Linked DNA regions of Homo sapiens: region 1 is linked to region 2. The links are chromatin loops, found by intact Hi-C in ENCODE. Cell type or tissue: HepG2. All regions are shown on one strand. Links, peaks and the distances in the headings refer to the core of each region. The heading gives the core; the rest is flanking DNA. Region 1 has its middle 150 kb from the start of NCK2. Region 2 has its middle 31 kb from the start of ECRG4.

Region 1 (5,260 bases), core at 261-5,260, 140 kb after region 2:
CTATCTAACAAAAAAAGCCCAGGACCAGATGGATTCACAGCTGAATTCTACCAGACATACACAGAAGAGCTGGTACCCATTCCTACTGAAACCATTCTAAAAAATTGAGTAGGAGGGACTCCTAACTCATCTATAAGGCCAGCATCACCCTGATACCAAAACCTGGCAGAGACACAACAAAAAAAGCAAACTTTAGGCCAGTATCCTTGATAAATATTGACACAAAAATCCTCAACAAAATACAGGCAAACCAAATCCAACAGCACATCAAAAAACTTATCCACCATGATCAAGTAGGCTTTATCCCTGGGATGCAAGGTTGGTTCAACATACGCAAATGAATAAATGTGATTCATCACATAAACTGAACTAAAGACCAAAGACAATTATCTCAATAGATGCAGAAAAGGCTTTCAATAAAATTTAACACAACTTCATGTTAAAAACTCCCAATAAATGAGGTATTGAGGGAACATACCTCAAAATAAGTGATCTATGACAAACCGACAGCCTATATCATATTGAATGGGCAAAAGCTGGAAGCATTGCCCTTGGAAACTAGCACAAGACAAGGATGCCCTCTCTCCTATTTAACATAGTATTGAAAGTTCTGGCCAGAGCAGTCAGGCAAGAGAAAGAAATAAAGGGCATCCAAATAGGAAGAGAGAAGTCAAACTATCCCTGTTTGCAGATGACATGACCCCATATCTAGAAAAACCCATAGTCTCAGCCCAAAAGCTCCTTCAGCTGATAAACAACTTCTGCAAAGATCCTTCAGCTTATAAACAACTTCTATAAAGTCAACATACAAAAATCACTAGCATTCTTACACACCAACAACAGTCAAGCCAAGAGCCAAATGAGCAACAGAATCCCATTCACAATTGCCACAAAAAGAATAAAATACCTAGGAATACAGCTAACCAGGGAGGTGAAAGAGCTCTACAAGAAGACCTGCAAAACACTGCTTAAAGAAATGACACCAACAAATGGAAAAAAAATTCATGCTCCTGGATAGGAAGAATCAATATTGTTAAAATGGCCATACTGCCCAAAGCAATTTATAGATTCAGTGTTGTTCCTATTAAACTGCCATTGACATTATTTACGGAACTATAAAAAAACATTTTAAAATTTATATGGAACCAAAAAAGAGCTGAAATAGCCAAGGCAATCCTAAGCAAAAAGAAGAAAGCTGGAGGCATCATGCTACCTGACTTCAAACTATACTACAGGGCTACAGTAACCAAAACAGCATGGTACTGGTAAAAAAAAAAACCAGACATATAGACCAATGGAGGAACAGAATAGAGAGCCAAAGAATAAGGCCACTACACATGCAACCATCTGATTTTTGACCAAGTTGACAAATGACAAGCAATGGGGAAAGGACTCCTTATTCAATAAATGCTGCTGGGATAACCGGCTGGCTGGTGAAGAAGATTGAAACTGGATCCCTTCCTTACACCATATACAAAAATCAACTCAAGATGGATTAAAGACTTAACATGTGAAACCCAAAATTATAAAAACTCTGGAAGACAACCTAGGCAATACCACTCTGGACATAGGAACAGGCAAGGATTTCATGACAAAGATACCAAAAGCAATTGCAACTAAAGCAAAAGTTGACAAATGAGATCTAAATAAACTAAAGAGCTTCTGCACAGCAAAAGAAACTATCCACAGAGTAAACAGACAACCTACAGAATGGCAGAACATTTTCGCAAATTCTGCATCTGACAAAGGTCTAATATTCAGTATCTATAAGGAACTTAAACAAATTTACAAGAAAAAAACCCACCTCAATAAAAAGTGGGCAAAAGACATGAACAGACACTTTTCAAAATAAGACATACATGTGGCCAACAAACATGAAAAAAAGCTCAGCATCACTGGTCATTAGAGAAATGCAAACCAAAACCACAATGAGATACCATCCCACACCAGTCAGAATGGCTACTATTAAAAAGTCAAAAAAGAACAGATGCTGGTGAGGTCACAGAGAAAAAGGAACACTTTTACACTGTTAGTGGGAATGTAAATTAGTTCAATCATTGCAAAAAGCAGTGTGGTGATTCCTCAAAGACCTAAAAACAGAACTACCATTTAACCCAGCAATCTTATTAGCAGGTAAATATCCAAAGGAATATAAATTGCTGTATCATAAAGATACATGCACACATATGTTCATTGCAGCATTATTCACAATAGCAAAGACATGGTATCAACCTAAGTGCCCACTAATTGTAGACTGGAAAAAGAAAATGTGGTACATACACACCACGGAATACTATGCAGCCATAAGAAAGAACAAGATCATGTCCTTTGCAGGGACATGGATGGAGCTGGAGGCCATTATCCTTAGCAAACTAATGCAGGAACAGAAAACCATAGACAGCATGTTCTCACTTGTAAGTGGGAGCTAAATGATGAGAATACATGGACACAGAGGGGAACCACACACACTGGGGCCTACTGGAAGGTGGAGGCTGGGAAGAGGAAGGGGATTAGAAAAAATAATTGGTAGTAGGCTTAGTACCTGGGGAACAAAATAGTCCGTACAACAAATCCCTATGACACAAGTTTACCTACCTAACAAACCTGTACATGTCCCCCTGAACTTACAAGTTATAAAAAAAAAAAAAAAGATGACTGCCCTGTTGCCCTGCAAATCAGAGTCTGAGGAACAGCACAAGAAGGAGCACATTTCCTAATGGCTGGAGGTCCAATGGGCTACACTCAGGAACGGCCGGCTTCCTCAGCAGTGGGAATGCCATCTGCTGGGGGTAGGGGGGAACACAGGTTTTCTGGACACTAGTTGGCTTACTGAACTTTTGCCCAATGCTCAATAGCCACTGTGTCACTTGGGCTGAGAATGTTCCAGCGGGAGGTTCTCATGAGGGGGTTTAGACCTGACTTTGGGTTCTACTCTCATCTACTTGAAGCCTGCGGGGAACATCCCAACATTTGTGGAATACTGGTTGGTTTAATGGACTTCTTTTTCCCACCATCCCACCCTGCTCCCAACCCCTAAGGAGAAAACAAAGATACTTCCTACCCTGAAGAGGATCATTTTTAGGGATGTGAATTCACCAACCACTGCAGGTAAGAAGGCCAGTGCTGAGTATGGCTGAGTGTGGCTTTTGGTTTGGGCTTCTAATTTAAGAAAGACAGCTCAACAGTTTGTTGAAGCAACCTCCCTTCAACACTCGAGGAGTCTTAAGCTTTAAGAAGCAGGGGTGCATTGGCCCTAAGACTGCTAGGGAAGGATCACACTGACGGTCTGAGGCAGTCGGCTCTTCAGGGGGGCCCTGAGGAAGCCCCTGGCTAACAGGGCACCAATGAGTTAGTTCCAAGTGAGAAAAATGTTGAGTAGATCCCTTGACACACGCAGGCCACCCCCAAAGGCATCTGTCACTGTTAGGTAGCACTTGCACAAGCACCCTCAACAGGGCAGCCCCATTTGACTCGGGAGCAAACACATTCAGAGATGCTGAGTAATTTGCTTGAAGTCCCAGGGCCGGTAAGGACAGCTAGGCACTGCCATCGTGCCTGGCTTAAACAGGTAACCAAAGCCTGCAATGCCGCTCCTCAGGAGAGCAGCCAGCATGTGGCAAGACGTTAGAAACGAAATAACCACATCAATGACACAGATGCCAACAATAAACAGTGCTGCATTCTAGTAAGAAAAGGCCAAAACCAGACTCATGTTTATTGAAATGTAAGATTTAAATAATACTTTCAAACTTTTCTATCCTTTCAGTTCTGAACTTTGGTCTTAAGAAATTACTTTGGTATTCTGGTGTTGAGCAGTAGGAATTGTAGAAAAGTAGATTGTAAACTGGTTAGCACATAGAAAGCAAGACACAGTTGAACTAGCACTGAAAATGATTTGGAAACATTGGTTTCAGCCATTATAAAGACTAGAAGATTTTAATTTGTGATGCAGTTTGGGAAAAAAGTTGGCCAGTTGTAGCTCACAAGAAACATCATTTAATGGCACTGGGCCATAAACCATACGTGACGGTCTTGGTGGTTACGTGCCAGCAGGATGGCACGATGTTTACCTAAAAGGCATATTTAGATACAAACAAGTGAGCAAAGTTACCTGAGTGCAGAATGACTAACCTTTATTGTCCCTTGCTGTCTGTGCAAAGAGGCAACAGAACAGCAAAACAAGATCTGTCCAGGAAGATTGATGGCATTGGCCCGCCTGGCCAGAGCATCAGTGGCCACACTCCAAGCGACGTGGGGACCCTGCCTGGACCTCCCACTCTGACTAGTGGCTCATCACGGGACTATCAATTCACCCTCCAGTGGTCCATCTGACATCCTGGGGTGCCGGTTCCTTAATATAAAAATACTAATCTTGACCTCCTGCAGGCAGACAGAGGACGCCCACAAGCCAGCATGTGACAAGACTGAAAATAACTGTCACCTACAACTATGAGCCTTAAGTAAGTTCCTGAAGCCAAAATGTACATCTGTCTTTGGTCCTTTAGTTGCTCGGCTATACCTGAATTGCTATGTGTACATCAAAGTCATTCAGCTGTCCAGGCACTCAATATTTAGTGGGATTCCAGCATCAGGTCAAAATGTCATTCTCATTAGTGAGACCCGAAAGAGTCTGGAGGGACTGGTTTTTCCCTGGATGTATTCTGTCTCATGTAATGATCTCCCTCACCTGAATGTCTATTCACAATGACTGGGTGCCACCAACCTCAGGTACAAGACACCAGAGTTCTAATTTATTGTAATCTAAGGCAGCAGCAAAAAGATACAATTTCCTCACAGGGAACTCGCATGGCAGAGTAAGTGTGCAACACCTCGCTTCTCCCGAACACCTTCCTACGCTGGGGTTGGAAGGGTCCAGCGCTAGTGCAGATCCTTGGCTGTGCATCCTGGCTCCACCATGCAGCAGCCACATGTTGGGTGCACTGCCTGTAGACCTCACTTTCCCCATCTATAAAATGGGGATGATAGCAGGTCCCACCTCATGGGGCTGTGATGAGGAACAAATGGGGGCGCAGTGCATGGTGCAGAGGGAGCGCTTGATACGTGATTGGCCTAGGAGGGCACAAATGCCAAGTCATGTGACTCTGCACCCCCAGGGCCTGGCACATCAATATAAATGCTCCCGATCAAGAGGACAAATCGAGAGTTAGTCGTGGGGGACACATGGTGTGAGAGCGCTGGCTGCCAAGAGTTCAGCAACATATTTCTAAACAAATATTTTCCAAAGAGCAAAGTTCAGACC
Region 2 (5,499 bases), core at 312-5,311:
AGCCGACGTGGAGATTGGAAGGGGACAGGCTCCCGTGTTCATGAGGAAGTGCATGGAGGCCCTTCCAGCTTTTTCATATTTCCAAGCAAATCCAACTGCTGCTCATTCAAAGTCCCTCTATGTATACATGGGGGCAGGCCGGATGGCAGTGGGGCTGACAGGCAGACATCTGAGTGTTCACTCAGATCTGAACCTTACATCAATGCTTCTCAAAGTGGAGTCACTGGACCCACAGCCTCTGCATCACCTGGGAACTTGTTAGAAATGCCAAATTTTGGATTCTACCCCAGACCTCCTGGATCAGAGACCTGAGGTAGTTTTAAAAGGCCTCCAGGGGATTCTGATGCTGGCCCTTCATAGCTCAAGTTTGAGCAAGGGACCTTGGAGGAAAAGATAAGGCCTGGGATTGGATCCTGGAGCAGGGGTTCTCAGCGCTGGCTGCAGATTCTAACCACTGGGGGGCCTTTGAAAAGTAGTGCATAAATCAGAGCCTCTGGGGATGGGGCCCAAGCAAGGAAAGCTTTTTTTTTTTAAGTTCCCAGGTGATTCTTACCTGCAATTAGCTTTCAGAGCTGCTCACAGTGCACAACAGCCACCCCACTCTTTGGCCTTGTGGGGAAGAATTGGGACTCACAAAATCAGTGTTTCTGAAACTTAGGACAGCATCAGAATCACCTGGAGAGTCTAAGACACAGATTCCGAGGCCCGCCCTCAAGTCACTCATGTAGTCTGGGGTAGGGCCTGAGACTTGGCATTTCTAACACATTTCAGGGTGACGTTGATGCTTTCGGTCCAGGAGCCACGCTTGGAGGAATGTTGCATTCATGCATGAGTTTTTAAATTATTATTATACTTTAAGTTCTGGGATACATTATGCAGAACGTGCAGGTTTGTTACATAGGTATACACACGTGCCATGGTGGTTTGCTGCATCCATCAACCCATTATCTACATTAGGTATTTCTCCTAATGTTATCTCTCCCTTAGCCCCCACCCCCCAACAGGCCCTGGTGTGTGATGTTCCCCTCCCTGTGTCTATGTGTTCTCACTGTTCAGCTCCCACTTATGAGTGAGAAAATCATGTATGATTTTAATACCAACAGCGTACTCAGAATACCTTTCCCAGAGCAAGTTAAAACCACAGAGCCTAAAAGCCTTAGAAATTACTTGATTTGCTTCTTTCCCCTGAGTTTGTTTTTTAGGGCAAATGCCATTGGAACTTAGCTGTTGGTATTATGGTGTTCATGACTTACAGATGCAAGAAACCTTGTAGAGATGGAGTTTGAAAGGATAGTGAAGGGAGAAGGTCATTGAAAATAGGTGGGCTGGGGAAAGAAAACCAGAAATGACCCTAGACTGCTTCACAACTTTGCCAGTGTCTGACCATGGTTTCAGAGGGTAGGGGAAGAGGGAGAGAAGCAGTAGCAGTGATTCAGCATGATGCTCTTGATTTAGTAACTAACCCTCCAATGTTCTGAGATAGCACTCAACTTTTTGTTATTAAGATAATTTTCAGTTTGAGTCAACAATTTAAATCAGCATCTCTCCAGACGTCACCTGGTGTTCCTCTCTGCGCCTTGACAGGTAGGTCCCATTGCCTTGAAATCCTCCATCCCAGGACCAGGGTTGAGTTGCCCTACTGAGTATTTCTGTTAATTCCCAAAAAACTTCAATCCTTGTAGGTCTTTATTAAATAAAATGGCTTAAAAGTTTTGACTTCTTAAATTCCTCTTTCTTTACCCCAATGCAAAACTCAGCCTCTTCATCAGTTTTCTATTAAAATTTTAAAAATTCACACCCACCAAGAGTTTGATTGATTAAGGAGGCTTTGCTGAAGAAGGAAGGTTTCTCACATCTCATCACAATTTTCCTACCACTCTCCGCTTGACTTCCTGGGCCTTCCCTCTCCCAATTCTTATTTGCATTCCTTTCATGAGCAAAACTTATCCTGTACAAAACATATCCTTCTTTTTATCTCATATCTAGGGGATGAGGTTTCGCCTTTTGCAGTAGGGAGCATGGAGGCTCAGCCTGGATTCCAGAAGCACTCATCAAACACATCTTCCAAATTCATTGTTAGATTTTTGACACAATTCAGAGAATTTCTGGTGAAAAAAATTTTTCTTTACCTTGGCATAAATGTTAGCTATATTTATCCATTCCACTTTAAATCAACTTTATATTTTAAAATTGTTTTAGATGTACAGGAAGTTGCAAAGCAAACACAGAGAGTTTTTACAGCCCCACACCCAGTTTCTCCTATTGTTAATATCTTACATTCCTATAGCACATTTGTCACAATTAATGAACTAACACTGACGCGTAGTTATTATTAATTAAGTCCAGGCTTTACTCAGATTCCCTTCGTTTTTGTTTTGTTTTGTTTTTTAGACGGAGTCTCGCTCTGTTGCCCAGCCTAGAGTGCAATGGTGTGATCTTGGCTCACTACAACCTTCGCCTCCTGGGTTCAAGCAGTTTTCCTGCCTCGGCCTCCTGAGTAGCTGGGATTACAGGTGCCTGCCACCATGCCCAGCTAATTTTTGTATTTTTAGTAGAGATGGGGTTTCACCATGTTGGCCAGGCTAGTCTCGAACTCCTGACCTCAAGTGATCTGCCCGCCTCAGCCTCCCAAAGTGCTGGGATTATAGGCATGAGCCACTTGCCCAGCCCCCCCTTCGTTTTTATATAATGTCTGTCTTCTGTCCCAGGATCCCATCCAGGATATATTATATTAAGTTGTCGTGTCTCCTTTGGCTCCTCTTGGCTCTGACAGTTTCTTAGACTTTGCTTGTCTTTGGTGACCTCTCCAGTTTTAAGGAGTGCTGGTCAGGTATTTTGCAGAAGGTCCTTCAATTTACTTTTGTCTGACATGTTTCTTATGATTAGACTGGGGTTAGGATTTTGGGAGGAAGATCTCAGAAGTAAAATGCCATTCTCACTGCATCACATCAAGAGTCCATACATCAGCATGACTTGTCGCTGTTGATGCTAGTCTTCATGACCTGGCTGAGGCAGTCTCCGTCTCAACCCTGACATTTTCCACACCGTACTCATTGGAAGGAAGTCACTAGGCTCAGCGTACAGTTACTTGTGGGAAGTTATGTCCCACCTCTTTGAGAAGCAAGTATCTACATAAATTATTTGAAATTCTGAATAGGAGTTTTGTCTATTCTACCCTGTGTATTTAGCTATTCAATCCCTTATTTATCTAACTACAAACACACTGTTGTTGTTATTTTATACTTTGGGTTATAATCCAAATTACATTATTTACTTTGTTGCTCAAATTGTTCTGGGTTTGGCCATTGGGAGCCCTTTCTGTTGGCTCCTGTGTTCTTTTGATGTAATCCCAGGCTTTTGTGGGTTTTTCTATTTGTTTTGTTTGTTTGTTTTGAGATGGAGTCTTGCTCTGTCACCCACTCCAGGCTGGAGTGCAATGGCGCAATCTCAGCTCACTGCAACCTCAGCTCACTGCAACCTCTGCCTCCCGGGTTCAGGTGATTCTCCCACCTCAGCCTCCCAAGTAGTTGTGATTACAGGCATCCCCCACCATACCCGGCTAATGTTTTTGTATTTTTAGTAGAGACAGAGTTTCACCATGTTGGTCAGGCTGGTCTTGAACTCCTGACCTCAAGAGATCCACCTGCCATGGCCTCCCAAGTGCTGCGATTACAGGCCTGAGCCACCACGCCCGGCCACATGCTTTTGTTTTCTGAGGTCCTTCTTATCTTCTGTGATTATAAGAGGTTCCAAGTTCATCTCCAGGTGCATTTCCCACCACAGTCTTAAACTCAGCCATTTCTCCAAGGAGCTCTGGTTCCTTTAATGGCATTAGAAACCAAAATCAGGGTGATGAGTTAGCTTGTCATTACCAGGGTTCATTGATTCTAGGCCCTTTCAGCAGACAGAGTTTGGAAATATATGAGGGTGGGTCTACCTGTGTGTGCACACATATCCAGAATTATTTCCATAATTATTGATCTGTATCTACGTTAAGCTAAACATGAGTCTAGACTAATGTCTCACACAGAGAACCACATGGTTCATTCTAGGCATTCCCTTGGCTTTCTGTAACCATTTACTCCAATAGAGAGAAACCTGCCTCCCACCATCCATCATCTTTTACTAATAGTCTTAATCCAAGTATACATGTAGAGAAGTATCAAAATTGTTAACCCAAAGCACATAAGAAACAACTTTATCAGCTGGAGTATAGTACTTCTGTATTGTTTCTTTTGTCTTTAGTCCTGCAGGCTCCACTCATTTCCAAGTTACTCAGATCATCACCTTTTCTCCTGCCTCCTTCAGTGAGGTTATGCCACATTGTAATACAGTTAGATTGTTTTGCCACAGGCTGGATTCCATCCTGGGATTACCAATCTCCCAACTGATAAATTCATAGTGTCATGTCTCCACAACTACAGTGCCTTATGAAATAATTTCACGGCTGTAAAACAATTCTGGGTGCTTTCCCTATTCCTCCCCTCTTCTTCCCCAATCCCCTGATGAACATAAATCTGTTTTCTATCTCTGTAACTCTTCCCTTACTAGAATATCATAAAATGAAATCATACAGTATGCAGTCTATTCATGCTGCCTCCTTTCACTTAGCAATATGCATTCAAGATTCATCCACATTGTTGTTTGGACTGAGGGTCCATTCCTTTTTAATTGTTAAATAGTATTCCATTGTATGGATATACCATAGATTGCTTATTCATTCACCTGTTAAAGGACATCTCAGTTACTTCCATGTTTTGGCAATCATCGATAAAGCTGCTATAAACATTTGAGTGCAAGTTGTTGTGCAGATATAAGTTTTCACATCAGTCGGGTAAATACTTTGGAGTGCAATTGCTGCATTATATAGTGAGAGTATGCTTAGCTTTGTAGAAACTGTCAGACTGTCTTCCAAAGTGGCTGTACCATTTCTCTTTCCCACCAGCAGTGAATGAGACTTCCTGTTGCTCCATATCCTCACCAGAAATTGCCATTGTCAGCTTCTGGGATTTTCGCCATTCTAATAGATGTATACTTGTGTCCCATTGTTGTTCATTCCACTTTTAAAAATCCACATTGGAGCATGGCCAATTTGGAAACAATTTTTCACTGGCCCTGGATTTGATGTTGCTTTTTTTTTTTCTTTGAGATGGAGTTTCACTCTTGACGCCCAGGCTGGAGTGTAGTGGCCCATGTTCTCAGCTTACTGTAACCTCCACCTCCGGGGCTCAAGCAATTCTCCTGCCTCAGCCTCCTTAGTAGCTGGGATTATAGGCGCCCGCCACAATGCCTGGCTAATTTTTTTGTATTTTTAGTAGAGATGGGGTTTCAGCATGTTGGCCAGGCTGGTCTCGAACTCCTGACCTCAGGTGATCCACCCCCCCTCTGCCTCCCAAAGTGCTGGGATTACAGGCATGAGCCACCGTGCCCAGCTGACATTTTTTTTTAAAGATAAGATTTTACGTGTCCTTTGCAGCGACATGGATGCAGCTGGAAGCC

The links. Hi-C counts contacts between places; a loop is a spot of excess contacts. Peaks named below come from ENCODE experiments on the same cell type or tissue, not always from the same donor. Only the 100,000 strongest peaks of a DNase experiment are listed, where the experiment ranks them.
Region 1: it touches region 2 in a loop (9-fold over the local background); 1 of 110 quality-filtered maps calls a loop at or near these places.

What each region holds. Positions count from the first base shown.
Region 1 is chr2:105,894,486-105,899,745 of GRCh38, reverse strand. No RefSeq gene overlaps it. Among named protein-coding and RNA genes, the nearest start is that of NCK2, 150 kb to the right of the region's middle. In HepG2, for the core only: a CTCF peak has its summit at 2,780 (motif pointing left); a DNase peak (open chromatin) is centred at 2,775.
Region 2 is chr2:106,032,404-106,037,902 of GRCh38, reverse strand. No RefSeq gene overlaps it. Among named protein-coding and RNA genes, the nearest start is that of ECRG4, 31 kb to the left of the region's middle. In HepG2, for the core only: a CTCF peak has its summit at 460; a DNase peak (open chromatin) is centred at 3,362; H3K27me3 peaks cover 1,083 bases.